Linked DNA regions of Homo sapiens: all the other regions are linked to region 3. A link is an interaction called in ENCODE POLR2A ChIA-PET data of the cell type or tissue named here. Cell type or tissue: MCF 10A. All regions are shown on one strand. Links, peaks and the distances in the headings refer to the core of each region. The heading gives the core; the rest is flanking DNA.

Region 1 (5,895 bases), core at 896-5,895, 53 kb after region 3:
GGGGTTGGGGGAGGCAAATGGGCAGGCAGTTTTGAGAAGAACCTTCTAATAAGAAATGTGAGGGAGGTTACAGCAGTGTGTGAGAAAGACCAGGAAGAAGGAGACAAGTTTGGGGGCTGCTTCCCCTAATGGGATGATGCAATCTGGGCTCATGCTGCCAACTAATTCTTCCACATGAAAAAAAAAAGTTTTTTGGCGGGCACGGTGGTTCACACCTGTAATCCCAGCACTTTGGGAGGCTGAGGTAGGTGGATGGCCTGAGGCCAGGAGTTTGAGACCAGCCTGGCCAACATGGTGAAACCTCATCTCTACTAAAAATACAAAAAATGAGCCAGGTGTGGTGGCGCATGCCTGAAATCCCAGCTACTTGGGAGGCTGAGGCGGCAGAATTGCTTGAACCCAGGAGACAGAGGTTGCAGTGAGCCAAGATCACACCACTACACTCCAACCTGGGCTACAGTGAGACTCTGTCTCAAAAAAAAAAAAAAAAAAAGGCCGGGAGCGGTGGCTCACACCTGTAACCCCAACACTTTGGGAGGCCAAGGCGAGCAGATCACGAGGTCAGGAGATCGAGACCAACCTGGCTAACATGATGAAACCCCATCTCTACAAAAAAAAAAAAAAAAAAAAATACAAAAAATTAGCCAGGCGTGGTGGTGGGCGCCTGTAGTCCCAGCTCCTTGGGAGGCTGAGGCAGGAGAATGGCGTGAACCCAGGAGGCGGAGCTTGCAGTGAGCCGAGATCACTTCACTGCACTCCAGCCTGAGCAACGGAGCAAGTCTCCATGTCAAAAAAAAAAAAAAAAGTATTTTTAAAGAACAGCTTTAAAAGTGCAGAAAAATTGTGAAGACATTTTCCCTATTAGTAACATCATGCATTACTTTATCCAGACTTCCTTAGTTTTTACCTACTGTCCTTTTTCTGTTCCAGGATTCCACATCACATTTAGTCACTGTGTCTCCTTAGGCTCCTTTTGGCTGTGACAGTTTCTTAGACCTTCCTTGTTTTTGATGATTCCTTGACTGTTTTGAGGAGTACAGGTCAGGTATTTTGTACGATTTCTCAGCTAGGATTTGTCTGATGTTTTTCTCATGATTAGACTAGAGTTGTGGGTTTTTGAAAAGAGACCACAGGCTGGGCATGGTGGCTCACGCCTGTAATCGCAGCACTTTGGGAGGCAGAGGCAGGCGGATCACCTGAGGTCAGGAGTTCGAGACCAGCCGCCAACATGGTAAAACCCCGTCTCTACTAAAAATACAAAAATTAGCCAGGCGTGGTGGCAGGCGCCTGTAATCCCAGCTACTCGGAAGGCTGAGACAGGAGAATTGCTTGACCCCGGGAGGCAGAGGTTGCAGTGAGCCGAGATCGTGCCACTGCACTCCAGCCTGACTGACAGAGTGAGACTCTGTCTCAAAAAATAAATAAATAAATAAAATAAAATAAAATAAAAAAGTAGAAAAGAGATCAGAGTTGAAGTGTCATTATCAACATGGCTCTTAGCTGGATATCACATTTAAAAATTAGATAATTTGGGTTTTCATTTGAGATCTGATTTCTTGAGAGTGTGAATCTGACAATCTGAAGTAGAGCTTCATCCTGATATAGTAACAGCTAACCGGATGGAGTGGTCCCCTTTAGATGGGCTGTGCATTGACCACGGTTCTGGGGTAGGATGCAGTGCCCTGGGGGAGTCAACAGGAAGGGGAATGGGTGGATTATATACTTCCAGGTTTACGGGGTAAAGGGGTTACTGGGAATGATTCATTTCCCACCCACGGTGAAGTTCTCTCTGGAGCAGAGTGATTAAGATCATAGATTGTGGGGAAGAACAAAACAAAAACCCCAAACCCATAGATTTGCAACCAAACTACCTGATTTGCCTCTCTGTGCCTCAGTTCTCTCAATTTTAACTTGGGGATAAGCACCTACCGATAAGGACTACGTGAGATAACCCTCATGTAGTAAGAACTATTAACAATGACTGGCACATAATAAGAACTTAATAGATGTTTGCTATCTATTAGGAAACTTAAAAGTTTGCCTGGAAGAGCAGAGGAGGTCAAGTCTAACAATTGCCGCTTTCTTTCCCCAGGTAGGAGGCTAGTAGGAGGGGTGGGGGGGCTGGGGGTGAGGGGGATGGTTAAGTTCCCACGGTGACGGGGCAGATATGGGAACTCAGTCTCCTATTCCCTTCTTCAGTTCTCAGCTCCACCAAAGTACCCTTTTCCTGGATGACAGCTGTCATTTATATGGCGTTGAACTGTGTGCCTAGCGCTGCACAAGTGTTTGCACTTTCTCCTTGAATCCCCACAGCTACCATATAGAATAGGAGCCATTGATATACCCAGGTGAGGAAACAGATGCAGAGATGTGGCTTGGTCAAAACACAGCTGAATTGGCAGAGTCTAGTTTCTTTTTCTTTTTCTTTTCTTTTTTTTTTGACGGAGTCTCGCCCTGTCACCCAGGCTGGAGTGCAGTGGTGCGATCTCGACTCACTGCAAGCTCCGCCTCCTGGGTTCACACCATGCTCCTGCCTCAGCCTCCCGAGTAGCTGGGACTAACAGGCGCCCGCCACCACGCCCGGCTAATTTTTTGTATTTTTAGTAGAGACGGGGTTTCACCGTGTTAGCCAGGATGGTCTCGCTCTCCTGACCTCGTGATCCGCCCGCCTCGGCCTCCCAAAGTGCTGGGATTACAGGCGTGAGCCACCGCGCCCGGCAAGCAGAGTCGGGTTTCAAATTCAGTCAACTTGTCTTCAGGGCTCGGCTCCTAACGCCTGCGCGGGCTGTCAGCTGAACTCAGCGCCGAGCCGTGAGCTTGGCTTTGCCCCTCCAAGCTTGCGCGGAGAACGCGCCGCCTGGGCCGAGACGGGGACCCCGGGACGCTCCCGCCTCCCCTCGGAAAGAGGACGGAGATGCAGATTCTCCCCGAGCGTTGGTTTGGGAGTCTGGACTCTTAGGTCCAGTCCCAGCCCAGTGATTTGTTGGGAGGCCCTGGGCCTCTGGGCTTCAGTTTCTCGGGCTTCCAGGCGGGTCCCGGGGCGGCTAGGAAGGAGCCGCCCAGAGAGGGAGGCGCGCCCGCGCTGCTCGCAAGCAGAACCTTGGAGGCGGCGGCTCCGGGAGCTGGCGGCGCGGCCGGAGCGGCGGACCCGGCGGACCGGGGGGCGGGGCGGACAGGCCTGGGCGGAGCGGGAGGCGGAGGCGCCGCGTAGGCCCGGGAGGCCGGGCCGGCCGGGCTGCGAGCGCCTGCCCCATGCGCCGCCGCCTCTCCGCACGATGTTCCCCTCGCGGAGGAAAGCGGCGCAGCTGCCCTGGGAGGACGGCAGGTGAGCGGCGGCGGTGGGCCCGGGCCCCGTCCTCCCGGGCGCCGCTCCCTTCTCGGCCGCCGGCGGAATCTGGGAACCCGAGGCCATCACGTCTCCATGTCTGCGGGTTTCTGTGAGGGCGTGTGGTTCTCCCTGTGGGTCCCTGGCGCTCTGTTCCGGTTTCTGTCTGTCCCTGTGGGTCTCTGCCTCCCCCGCCCCCTCTCCCTTTCCGCGGCACTCGTCCTTCCCCCAGCACCTTCCCCCCGGCCCGTGGGTCCGTATTTCTCCATTGACTTCCCTTTGTGAGTTTCTGATCCCCTCTTTGCTAGTCTCTCTCGTTATGTGTTTCGTTGTGTCTGTGTTTCTCCACCAGCCTCCCTCTATCTGCATGCGGGTCTCTGACTCCGCTGACCTCTCACCATGGATTTGTGTTTCTCAATTTGTCTCTGATCCCTGAGGACGTGTATTCCGTTTCTCTGGTCTCTGCCTTCCTCATCACATCCATATAGCCTCAGACCCTACCCTTCCTCCTTAACACTTCCCCCCATCCTTCGCAGGCCACCAGCAGAACCCACCAGACAGAAGCTCCGTGCTCTGCCTGGCTGGTCACTGCCTGGCACGTACTAGACACTCCTTATACACGCATTAGTCCATTTCCTGTGCAGCTGTATTGGCCCTACGTGAAAGATGCGAGCTTGGCCCACACCTTAGCTAATTTTGTTTCTCACTAAAGCAGAATGGGGAAAGCGATTTGACTGCCTCCATTCGTGGGGCACTTGAGATGTGTCCCTGTAAGTCTTCTCACAGAACACATGACTGGATCTCCTCCTCGTGAATGACACCTCATTTCCTTCATGTTTCTTAAGTCCGTCAGGTGCCATAAGATTCTGGAATTTAGTGGCCACAACTTGTACTTTTGGGGATTTTTCAGACTTGGTGTTGAAAGGGGAAAACAGGAATATAATAGAAAGCGTGGACTAGCGTTCGACCTGGGCAGGAGTCCTCCGTAATTATGTGAGCAGAGACCCCTGCATCTGTCCGACCGCAGCCTTTCCGTCACTGAGCCAGTTATGACAGTATTGGCTCTGCAGGGCTGTGTGAGGATTAAAGGACCGCACACATGTAAAGAGCATGGCACTGCCTAGCACAACAGGAGGTGCCAGTTGTCTTCCCGTTACCTTTGCAGTTTTGAGGTCCTGTAACCAGAGCAGCTGAGGATTCAAACCTCGTAGTACGAAGGTCTGTATGAGACAAGAAAGGAAAGGTAACAGAGGAGCATTTCTATTTCCTGATCCTTTTCCATAGCTGTTTCCAGAGAAATTTACTGATGTCAATTCTGTGCTTTTGACACAGGGTTGGTGCAAAGATCCACGCAACTGATGCAGGCTAGTGTAGCTATCTAGTGTAGGCTCTGGAGCCAGCCTGCCTGGGTTTGAATCCGCCTTTTACTAGTCTTGGGCAGTGATTGATGAGGGAGACAAAGCCTCTTCTGGACTGCCCCTCAGAGCCAGGGTGGCCTGGGCCTGGGAGCCACTGGGACTGCAAATCTGGTTTGCCACCTGGTGGCACCAGGAACAATTGTTCTCGGTGTCCACTGTCCTGAGGAATTGGGACTCTGGGTTCAATCCAGTTGCTCTGCGGTTTGTGCTCTTAGAGCACAGGATGATGCCCATGGGGATGTGGTCCTCATAGGAGAGGGGAGCAGGGCCGAGGGAATTAGCGTGTGGACGTGCTCGGAGTACCCAGTCCACGCCGTTCCCCTGGATAATAGTCACTGCTTCTTTTCATGAAGGTGGGATATCACCCCATATCCATCTCTCCAGTCTCTACCCTGTCCCCAGAAAAAGCCCAGAGGGCAAGGGAGAATCTGTAGAGGTTCCAGCCTTCCCAGACCACTCTCAGGACTGGGCTGTGCTCCTCCCCAGCTGAATCCACCACCACAGGATAATGGGGGGTAAGTCAGAAGCCCTGGGGGGTTTCCTACCAGGCCACCTCTCAGCTGCGTGTGGAACCTGGGCCTGGCTGCAAGGCTACTGGCTTCCAGGTTGGCGGTCTCTCTAGAAAAAGGGAGGAGTTGGTCTGGCTTTAGCATGTGACTTAAGGCATGCCCTGACTGCCTTACCCCTTTCTGTAACTCACTTGGCAAGCTCTCTGCTGTCTGGCCTGTGCTTGCTGTGCTGGGGCCACAGATAAGAATCTGACACGGCCTGAGAAGCAAGGACACAAGGCATTACAAAAAAGTGGGAAGATGCCGTGGGAATACAAAAGTGGGAGCATTATGGGGGCAGGGGGCAGTGCTGGCCATGACATTGGAGTTCGGCTCTGAAGGATCAACAGGGGTCCTCAGGCAGATAAAGAAGGACATTTCAGGCAGAAGGAGCAGGCTGTGTGAGGGCTGGAGCAGGAAGGAATATAGCAAGTGGAGAAGCTCCGAGGTGCCCAACATGAGAACATGGGGCGAAGGCTTGGGAGCACCTGGAGTTGGGGCCAGGTCATGGAGGGCTTTGACTGTCAGGCCAAAGGGCTTGGCCTTTGTCTGGCAAACAGAGGAGGGTCATTCAGAAGACTGAAGGGGTCTGAGCAGGGCAAGG
Region 2 (5,895 bases), core at 896-5,895, 160 kb before region 3:
GTGACCCCAGTAAGGCTGGCCTCCATTCAGCTTGACTCCTGTATCAGCCAGGGACATGAGAGGAGCCCAACTGTAGCTGTATGTGACCCAGATGATTTATGGCAAGGAACTGGCTTCCCCGATGGTAGTTTGTCTGGGCAAGTCAGGAATCCGTAGGCCAGGGCATTGGAAGGGCAGGCGGGAACTCTCAGGTGGGCGCCGACACTGCAGTCCAGACAGGGCAGCGTTTCTCCTTTCTCAGGGAAGCCTCAGTTCTGCTTGAGGCCTTTCATTCTATTGGATTAGGCTGACCCAGGTTACCAAGGATAATCTCCTTTTCTTAAAGTCAGCTGACTGTAGACGTGAATTGCATCTACAAAACACCTTACAGAACACCCAGGCTAGTGTTGGGTTGAATAACTGGGTACCACAGCCTAGCTAAGTTGACACATAAAACTAACCATCACTGGCCGGGCGCAGTGGCTCATGCCTGTAATCCCAGCACTTTGGGAGGCTGAGGGGGGCAGATCACGAGGTCAGTAGATCGAGACCACCCTGGCTAACACGGTGAAACCCTGTCTCTACTAAAAATACAAAAAAAAAAAACAACAAAAACCAAAAAGCATTAGCCAGGCGTGGTGGCAGGTGTCTGCAGTCCCAGCTACTCAGGAGGCTGAGGCAGGAGAATGGCATGAACCCAGGAGGCAGAGCTTGCAGTGAGCCGAGATCATGCCACTGCACTCCAGCCTGGGCGACAGAGCGAGACTCTGTCTCAAAACAAACAAACAAAAAAACTAACCATCACACTCTGGGGCATGTGTGCACACACAAGCACAAATCTCTATTTGCACATAGGACATGAGCCCACGAGCCCTCATAACGAAGGCCTCACACGCACACACGTTCACATCCATACACCATGTGCAGCACGTGTACATCTACTCGCATGGATGAATGCACACACCTGTAAACGCACAGCCCGTGCCCACATGCACCTGTGACGCCAACGTTAGGCAGACTCAGCAGCATGGCAGGAGCGGCCACTGGGGACTGGGACGTGGGTGGGGGGCCTGACAGGAGTTGTGGTGGTGCAGGAGCTGGGTGACCGTCAAATTCATTAGGACGTCTTCTCTTCTACCAGTGCTGGAGGTGAGCTCTGCCATCCCCATCATCATGGGCTCCAACATCGGCACCTCTGTCACCAACACCATCGTGGCCCTGATGCAGGCGGGGGACAGGACTGACTTCCGGCGGTGAGGGGGGCTGGGGGTTGGGGGCTCGTGCCTGGGGGAGGACAGCCCCAGATGCCAGGAACCCCAGGCGTGACTGTGCACTGGCTCGAGCCTGCCTTGCAATGTGGCCTCCCTGCCCAGGGCCTTCGCGGGGGCCACGGTGCATGACTGCTTTAACTGGCTGTCAGTGCTGGTCCTGCTGCCCCTGGAGGCTGCCACTGGCTACCTGCACCACATCACTCGACTTGTGGTGGCCTCCTTCAACATCCATGGTGGCCGTGATGCTCCTGACCTGCTCAAGATCATCACAGAGCCCTTCACGAAGCTCATCATCCAGGTGACAGCAGGGCCTGGCATGGGGTGAGGGTGGGGGTAACAAGGGACCCAGCCTCCTTCACTCCCCCTGCCCACATCTTGCCCACAGCTGGACGAGTCTGTGATAACCAGCATTGCCACTGGTGATGAGTCCCTGAGGAACCACAGTCTCATCCAGATCTGGTGCCACCCAGACTCCTTACAGGTGAGTCCCAGGCCTAACCCCAGGTAAGAGGACTCCCTCTTCAGACTCTTGGTTTCATTGTCTGTTCAAAATGCTCCAGATAGACCTTGAAGATCATTTAGCCAGGAGAGGGCAAATATGTGGCCCTTCTACTGTGCTTACAGTTAACATTGCTAATTCCTCCCAACTTCCCACATCGCCTTAGGCAGACATCACCAATCAATTAAAGTTGTTATGTAATTGATCTAGCCCAGTGGTTCTTGAAGTGTGGTCCCAGGCCAGCATCTTGTGTGCCGTGTGGGAACCTATTAGAGATGCAAATCACCCTGCCCTTCCCTAGACCTACTGAATCTGGAAACCCCTGGGAGCGGGGCCAATGGCCTATGCTTCAGCAGTTCCTCTAGGTGTGCTCAGTGCTCAAGTTTGAGAACCGCTGATCCAGCGCAACCCTTGGGTTTCACAGGTAGAGACACAGGTTCAGAGAGGCTAAGAAACGTGCCAGAGCTTATCCTACCATGTCAGGGCCTGAGCACCCTAGAGGGGTTAGTGACTCAGCTGGGCCATGTTTTGGGACCCAGGTAACGTGGGGAAGAGGCAGAGTGCTATAAGGATACCAAGGAAAGTAACAGGAAGGTGAGCTGCGTGGAGAACTCCTTGGAGATGTTAACAGCCGCTTGTGCTGGCATCGGGGGTTCCTTCTCCTGGAGACTGCCACAGGCGGGAGTCCCTTGTCCTTCTGCACTGTTTCTGCTGCTTCTAATACTGGGAAGATCTGTTTGAATCAAGTGGATGCTCATGGACCACCCATTATGCCAGGCTGATGAGGAAGCAGGCAATTAGCACACTTCCTTACTCAGCTGTGAAAAGGCAAATGCTTCATCCAAACCACAATGCACCATATTTGCTTCTCCCTGATGCTTGCATGTGAGACATAACTCCATTTACAATGAGATACGAGGAAATCCAAGCCACAGCACAGCACAGCACAGCACAAGCCCTTCCCCTTCCCCTTCCCCTTCCCCTTCCCCTTGCTGCTTCTTGTGACTGGACCTTTACCCTGGTGCGAACAGAAAACACTCATCTGACTCGCCCTGCGATGCTCCTTTGCATCTGAAGTTGCTCCAGCTCAGCCTCTGAGTGTTCAAAGCAGCCTTACATAAAAAAAAACCCCTGCGGGCAGCTTTTACGCTGACTTCATGACCTCTTTAATACATCAACCACTTTCTCACGAGCTCTCTGAGCACTCTTAGTGCTCTCTGACTCACCACAAGCCTCTCTACTTCATAGCAAAATCTGGAAGGGAGAGAAATCACACACTTTGATCTTCGCAAAAAGCAAGCCATGGAAGACAGCTCTGTTCCTCACTGCCCCTGAGCTCCCTGCCGGCCACCTACTGCAGCTTCCGGCAGATCTCAACCAGCAGCCTCCACGTCCTCACTTGAAGTCATCCTCACCCAGGTTCACTCTGGGGAGGCCGCCCTTGGGCCTTTCTCTACGGCTGCAGCTGACACTTGTCCAGCTGGTTTCTCTTCCTCACTCTACCAGGAAATGCTTTCCTTAAACGCTTTCTGCAGGGCAGGGTCTCATTTCCTCGGCTTGGAGAGTAGCTGGTGGGTGGGACCCAAGCTCTCACTTTCATCCCCTTTCTGGGACAGCGCCCCGAAGGAGTGTGACTCACACAGCAGTGGATGTGCTTGGTCTTGCAAAGTGTGAAGTGCGTCCTGGCTCTTCCTGCCCAAAGACGGGCCACAGAGTCTCCCCGTGCTCCCTTCCAACCTGTTCCCATTGACGCCAACTTTCACCATGCTGGACCTGAACCAGCCCGAAACAGTCTCCAGGGAAGCTATGCACCAGGGAGAGGAGGCAAGTCCAAGGCCTACCAGATGGGGAAAGCAGCAGCAGCGGCAGTTGAGTGATCAGACACTTGAGTCTCCCGGGACCCTGACACCGTCCTGGGAATCACCTTCTTATGTGGCCACACTGTGGACTGTCAACTATACCTGCCTGGATTAAACAAGCATCTTTTGAGGACTTGCAACCTGGGAGGCAGGGATTATCACGTCCCCATTTTACAGACGAGGAGCACTGAGCCCCAGAGAAGTGCAGTGGCTTGCCCAAGTCCATGTAATTGAGGTAGGATACAAATCCTGGTAGAATCCTGACTATCTCGTTGCCTCTCTCACTCACCGGTCTGACATTCTACTATGTATGTCTGCTTCCCATGCTGCCCATCAGGCCTGAAGGCCACCAGGTGACCATAGCCACGTGGAGACGACTCCAGAGATAGCGGGTGTTGCTCTAAGGAGAAGTTCTCCTTTTCGCCACCAGGTGGTGCTGCTGGCACAGTGCTCTCCCTCGGCTTCCAGAAGAACAAAGGCCCTAGAGCTCCCCTTCCTCTGAGGGGGAAACTGCTGCGCTGGCCCACATCCTGACAGTCTCCTGTGAGCTTAATCACCTCCTTCAGTCCCCAGAAGGGGCCTCTTTAATTTAGGGTGTCCCTATAGGCACTTAAATCCCAACTCCCTCTTCCAAAATGCTTCCAACTAGCCCCTGGGAAAAGGTGGGTAGCATTATGGACTTCATGCTGCAGAGGAGGAAACTGAGGCCCAGAGAGGCTAAGTGTTTGCTCTGGTGACACACAGCTGGGAACGGCTCAGCTGGGGTATGGGCCCAGGGCTGTCCACAGGCCCATTCTGTTCTTCCCACAGAGCCCACCACCCGCTTCAGGCCCCTCCAGCCTCTCCTACCCCACCCCAGGCCCAGGCAGGGATGGGCACATCTTGGGAAGATGCCCCCAGATCCTGGGCCTCCCAGCTCTTTTATCTAAGCTGGAGTTTCCATCTTCTCCCTCTGCCCCACAGGGAAGCCCCAGGGCCTGCTCCCTCCCGGCAGTTCACTCTCTGCCTGGCTTTGTCCCTCCTGCCAGCTTTACCTTCCTCTCTTGTACTTTAGGGTCTCTGGGCTCCCAGCCAGGGCCACACAGTCCCAGGCAAGAAGGTCAAGGTTCTAAAAACCCAGAGGGCTTGGCCCTGCTGCTGCCTCTGCCAGCCCTAAGTTGGGACCCCAGTAAAGTTCCCCATTCTCCTCCAGCCTTCGCAGGGTCCCACAGTCCTCCCCACAGAGACCACTGGGCCCAGCCCAGGTTAGGTCAGTGGGGCACACGTTGACCAGGCACCTACTCATTCAAGGGGTTGTCTGCTACCTCAGCATCCAGGCTGGGTACTCCCAGGAAGGTCCAGCAGGCTCCTCCCCAACAGGGCTAGGGTTCTCAGGTTCATCTGCAGGGGCCACTGGTCCTGACCTAGGAAGTCAGTCACACACACAGCCTCCCAACCATGTGATCCTGAACGGGCCCAGCGAGGGAGAGGGTCACTCCATATCAGAAGACAGTTTACCGAAGGCTCATGATGAGCCAAGCCCTGTGATGAGCGCTTTAAACACATTCCCCCTGTAACCTTTACAGCAGCTCCTCTATTATCCTGCGTTAGAGAAAACAGGCTCTGAGAGGTGGCATGGCTTACCCAGGGTGGTTGGTATAAGAAGCAGGATTTGAACTCAGATCTGCCTAACAGCAAACACCTGGCTCTCTCTCTCCCTTACCCTCGCAGCAGTTACCGTTGCTTTCCCAGCCTGGTTTTCTCATCTAGCCCATCGCAGCCTATTTTTTCCAGGCTTCTTGGCCTGCCATTCAGGCCCAGTCTTGATGGGTCCCCAAGGCCCTGATGTGGCGAACTGGGAGCACAGAAGAGCACATTGCCCCATTCAAGGGAGCACATCCCGCTAAAATAAACCCGGATGTTACACCAGACGCCATAAAAGTTCTTACCTTGGCCAGCATGGTGGCTCACACCTGTAATCCCAGCACCTTGGGAGGCCGAGGTGGGTGAATCACCTGAGGTCAGGAGTTCGAGATCAGCCTGGCCAACATGGCGAAACCCCATCTCTACTAAAAATACAAAAAATTAGCTGGGCGTGGTGGCAGGGGCCTGTAACCCTAGCTACTCGGGAGGTGGAAGCGGGAGAATCGCTTGAACCCAGGAGGCGGAGGTTGCAGTGAGCCGAGATTGTGCCACTGGACTCCAGACTGGGCAACAGAACAAAAACTCTGTCTCAAAATAAATAAATAAATAAATAAATAACTTCTTAACCCAACAAGGCTACAAATGAGTTGTCCACAGGCCAGAC
Region 3 (5,000 bases), core at 1-5,000:
CAAATACTTGAAGACTTTTCTGATGAAATTGGTGGTGATATTAACAAATGTTATCTTTTGGCATTGTAAAATGAAATGGAAAACATTTGGAAGATGTGCAAAATCCAGTGAGCCTATTTTCCAAATGACCAAAGCATGATGGATTCAAAGCACTGGCTCGACCAATAGATTTTAGTGTAAATGAGTATGAAGACTTCACTGATATGGGCTCAAATTCAATAATGGAAATTATTTGGAAAGGCTACTGAAACATTCCTCCCTTTCTCACTTACATATTTGTGTGAGGTTGGATTTTTTTTCATATACTTCAACCAAAACAATGTATTGCAAAAGACTGAATACAGAAGCATATATGAGAAGCCAGCTTTAGTCTATTAAGCCAGATGAAAAGAAATTTGCAAAAATGAAAAGAAGACCATTCTTCTAATTTTTTTTTTAAGATGAAATCTCGCTCTGTCATCCAGGCTGGAGTGCAGTGGCATGATCTCAGCTCACTGCAACCTCCACCTCCCATGTTCAAGCGGTTCTCCTGCCTCAGCCTCCCAAGTGGCTAGGATTACAGGCGCCTGCCAATACGCCTGACTAATTTTTATATTTTTAGTAGAGACAGGGTTTCACCATGTTGGCCATGCCGGTCTTGAACTCCTGACCTCAAGTGATCCGCCTGCCTCAGCCTCTCAAAGTGCTGGCATTACAGGCATGAGCCACCACACCTGGCCATTCTTCTAATTTTGTTTTGGAAAATATAGTTTTCATTAAAAATTGTTATGTTAACAAGATAGCTTTAATATTGTCTTTCTTAAATAAATTAGTGACAAAATATTTTAAAGCTTTCTCAGCTTTAATATTTAATTTGGTAAGTATCAATAGATATAAACAACACAAACAAAAGCTCTTTGGGTTCCTCAATAATTTTTAGGAATATATAAGGTCTCCTGAGGTTGGAGGATTGCTCAAGCCCAAGTGACGGAGGTTGCAGTGAGCCAAGATTGCACCATTGTACTCCAAACTGGGTAACAGTGAGAGCCTGTCTCAAAAAAAAAAAAAAAAAAAGATAGCTCTCTGGGGGCATGACTCAATTTTCTAGCTTGGCCTTTCTGTCCACAATTTGGGAATAACCCATTGCCAGACCAGACAGCTGTCAAGGACTACTCTGAAGCTGGATTGAATTTCCAGCACTCAGCGTGGCCTCATTCATCCCATGGATTCTTTTTCATCTCCAGAGTTTGTGTATGTTCGTACAGGATTGCCCCAAGACACATGCTGTATCTAACCAGCTGCCCTGCAACAGGTCCCAAATTCTATTTTGAAATGGCCCATTAGAGCACTCTACTCTCAAGGCACCCAACTCCAAGAGCCTCTCTGTCACCAAGGCAGGCAGAGGACAACACCAGCAGCTAAAATTCCCTTTCAGAAGCAGAGAAAATGATTAATCCTCAGCCTAGAAAAACTCATTGTCATAGTTATCATCAGTCACTCTTCCATTCACCCATTTATTCCCTCATTCAACATTGTCAGAGTCCCTGTCTCCTGCCAATTGTGCTAAGTGCCGGGAAACATCTACCCTTGACAATTCCTATTCATTCCCTAAGATTCTGGTCAAAGGTCAATGAAGCTCTTGCTGGTCAAGCTAAGCACAACTGATTCTATTTAGTATAGCATCATCAAAATGTGCCACAGATGTATTCTGTCTGTTCCTAAATTCCTGGTAGAATGTGAGCCCTCTGGGGGCAGTGTGTGGACCTTGGTCATTTAAGTATGCCCAGGAACCTAGGCTTGGCTTGGGCCTGACACATTGCAGGCATTCACTGAATAAATAAATGAAAGCTTAAAGCCCATCTGGCTCATGTCTCAGCTGTTCAACACAAAGGCAGAATTTAAAACAGAGCCAAAACAGTGCATTTCCCAACATGCTATGAGTCACTCTGAGCCACTGATGAGAGGGCAATCAGTGAGAAGAATCTCAGACTATTCTAATGCTGACAATCAGAGCTGCAGTTAATTCTAAGAGAGCTGACACAACCCCACCTCAGTGCCCTGGAGCTGTTACCCAAACTTCCATGCAGGCTGTGGGCTCAGGCCCTTCCAGGAGGTAGAACAGCTGTTTCACACTACGAGACTAGTCAGTGGAGAATCCTTTCTGGTTGTACAAGCTCGGTTGGGAGTGAGTCTCTCTGATCCTAGTGACCTTAACCCTAAAACTTTCTGTTTTAATATCCCCACAAGGCTAGCTCATCCGCTGAACTGCCTCCTGGGTGCAATGAGCCACAAGGAGGGCCCAAGCCGCAGATTTACCTGAATCCTCAGGTCAAACTGCCACTCTGCTACTCTAACCCCAGCACACGTTACTCATGGAGGAGGAAGAGCATGAATTTTGGGGACGAGACACACAGTTGTGAGTTCAAATCCCAGTTGCCATTTTCAATATGATCTTGGAATATTACTCAATTTCTTTGAGCCTCAATTTCCTCATTTATGAAATGGGAATAAAACCATATTTTACAGAGTTGTGAGGACAGAAGGAAATAAATTATGTAAAGTACCTGGCCTGGGCCTGGCACAAAGTAGGTGCTCAATACCCGTTAGTTTCTTTCCTCTTCTGCCCTGGAAGAAATGACAGGGAAACTTACTAAGTGAGACTTGCCCAAACCAAATTTATTTCTTTTTTTTTTTTTTTTGAGACGGAGTTTCGCTCTGTCGCCCAGGCTGGAGTGCAGTGGCGCGATCTCGACTCACTGCAAGCTCCGCCTCCCGGGTTCACGCCATTCTCCTGCCTCAGCCTCCTGTGTAGCTGGGACTACAGGCACGCGCCACCATGCCCGGCTAATTTTTGTATTTTTTAGTAGAGACGGGGTTTCACCGTGTTAGCCAGGATGGTCTCGATCTCCTGACCTCGTGATCCTCCCGTCTCGGCCTCCCAAAGTGCTGGGATTACAGGCGTGAGCCACCGCGCCCGGCCCCAAATTTATTTCTTGAAGCAAAGGACAGAAGGACTAGACAAGTGACTTCAAGGCCTCTTTGAACCCCCAGCTCCTTGTTTTCTGGCTATAACTTCCTAATAAAACCTTCAGTGTTTGCAGTTCCACCAGCCCCTTCTTTCTGCTTTAGTTTCCCTACATCATTTTTCACAGTAGATAGATCTACTCGTAGCTACCACTTGTGCTAAGCATCCTAAGCATGGAGGGGGAAATAATAAAGGGAGCTAAGGGCCTTTGGTGGAGAATGAAGGGGAGATGGACTGCAGCATGTTGGCCCACAGGCTGCACAACCATGCAGCTGCTGTGCTGGGAGCCACCCAGAGTCTGAAGGATGAAGGCAGGCTCACAGGCACAGAACCGAAGGCACACACACAGGGCCCTTCCCAAGACATAGCATGCCTCTCCTCAGTCCTTCTCTGCTTCTGCACATCCTGCCAAGAAGGACCAAATACATAAAGTAGTCACACCTTCCCATATGCTGTTCCTTCTGCCTTTTTCTTCTCTTTTTTTTAGGCTCGATCTGGGTGTTACATCCTCTTAAGTCCACAGGAAGAATGAACTTGGCTTTGCTCTAGGATATCCTAACACTCTTTTGTTTAAAAACGTATCTCTAGAATAGAGCTTATCATATATATTCTAGTGGTTGAAATCTGTCCTTTCCACAATACTGTGAGCTTTTCAAGGGCAGAGCCTGTGTCCCACAAGTCACTGTATTGCAGTCATTCAGCAGAAGCTGTAGCACAGAGTAGGCACAGGTAAGTGTTTGGATACACAATGGAAGATTATACACAATGGAAGTTGGCAAATATCATTAATAGATCAGAACTGGGGGAAGGTTTTTTGTTCTGTTTTAAACTAAGGTTGTTTCTGTTCTTGTTTATGGAAAAGCTCCTCCCTGGGAAACCCACTGTTTGAAGAATACCCTAGGTCTCCTCAAAGATCCCCCTGGCACCCTCAATTCAGCAGCTCCCAGACCCAGTCACATGTCAGAGTCACTTGGGAACAATTCAACAATAGATACCTGGGATCCAGACCTGGAGACTGACTCTGTAAGTCTGGGATAGGGTCCAGCAAAGCACAGGGGATCTGATGATTATTAGCTTGGGGCAAGGGAGAGGTGGAATCAAGCAATCACAGCTGTCTCTCCCACTGAGAATTACTTCCTCACATGCTATCAGAGAATGTATTGAAGCACATCACGTTCTCTTTCCTGCTTAAAACCTTTCATTGATTCTTCACCACCTACAGGATAAAGCCTAAACCTCTTGGTGTGGTTTTCAAGAACCCTGCTAGCCCCTTCAGCCGGATCTCTCCCGACTCTCCAAATGAGTGGTGCTCGCCCTGGGTCTTTGTACAAGTTCCTTCCTTTGTTTAGACTCCTTTCTACCACCTTGTCCTCTGGAGAACTTCTACACAACCTTGAAGACTCAGCTCTGAGAAGCATTCTCTGACCCATCTTCCTCTAGGTTATGTCTTGGGCAACCCTGACACCAAATATCTACAATACTCAGAGCTACCACTTGTGTTAAGCATACCGCACTTGTTGGACCCTAACATTAACCATGTAAGACTGGATTGTCTTTTCTTTTTTTTTTTTTTTTTTTTTTGAGAAAGGAGTCTCGCTCTGTCGCCCAGGCTGGAGTGCAGTGGCGCGATCTTGGCTCACTGCAAGCTCCACCTCCCAGGTTCACGCCATTCTCCTGCCTCAGCCTCCAAAGTAGCTGGGACTATAGGTGCCCGCCACCATGCCCGGCTAATTTTTTTGTATTTTTAGTAGAGACAGGGTTTCACCGTGTTAGCCAGGATGGTCTCGATCTCCTGACCTCGTGATCCTCCCGCCTCGGCCTCCCAAAGTGCTGGGATTACAGGCATGAGCCACCGCGCCCAGCCTGGATTGTCATTTTATACATGAGAAAACAAACCAAGAGGCTGAAACACTTGCAAAGGCCACTTAATAGGGTCCAGGATTTGAACCTTTATTCAGAGGAAGCCGATGCTATATCTCCTTCTAGCATTACTGCA

What was found. ChIA-PET counts read pairs that join two places held together with the same protein. Peaks named below come from ENCODE experiments on the same cell type or tissue, not always from the same donor. Only the 100,000 strongest peaks of a DNase experiment are listed, where the experiment ranks them.
Region 1: POLR2A ChIA-PET joins it to region 3 with 36 read pairs; 20 of 35 experiments call an interaction of 5 or more read pairs at or near these places.
Region 2: POLR2A ChIA-PET joins it to region 3 with 12 read pairs; 4 of 35 experiments call an interaction of 5 or more read pairs at or near these places.

The regions. Positions count from the first base shown.
Region 1 is chr5:177,596,936-177,602,830 of GRCh38, forward strand. It overlaps B4GALT7 (beta-1,4-galactosyltransferase 7), which reads left to right and starts at 3,197. Exons shown (of 6, transcript NM_007255.3): 1 at 3,197-3,325. The coding sequence starts at 3,276. TMED9 (transmembrane p24 trafficking protein 9) reads left to right here. Exons shown (of 5, transcript NM_017510.6): 5 at 1-307. RefSeq lists enhancers at 2,350-2,449, 2,650-2,829 and a silencer at 3,010-3,549. In MCF 10A, for the core only: no CTCF peak of the experiment used is centred there; a DNase peak (open chromatin) is centred at 3,156.
Region 2 is chr5:177,386,642-177,392,536 of GRCh38, forward strand. It overlaps SLC34A1 (solute carrier family 34 member 1), which reads left to right. Exons shown (of 13, transcript NM_003052.5): 6 at 1,121-1,232; 7 at 1,353-1,548; 8 at 1,636-1,731. Among named protein-coding and RNA genes, the nearest start is that of SLC34A1, 5.2 kb to the left of the region's middle. RefSeq lists enhancers at 974-1,474, 1,475-1,975, 2,494-3,693, 2,734-5,547, 2,779-2,828 and 2 more. In MCF 10A, for the core only: a CTCF peak has its summit at 4,034 (motif pointing right); DNase peaks (open chromatin) are centred at 2,190, 2,910, 3,410 and 4,040.
Region 3 is chr5:177,544,625-177,549,624 of GRCh38, forward strand. The region is part of intron 1 of FAM193B (family with sequence similarity 193 member B); the gene reads right to left. Among named protein-coding and RNA genes, the nearest start is that of FAM193B, 7.4 kb to the right of the region's middle. In MCF 10A, for the core only: no CTCF peak of the experiment used is centred there; DNase peaks (open chromatin) are centred at 997 and 1,917.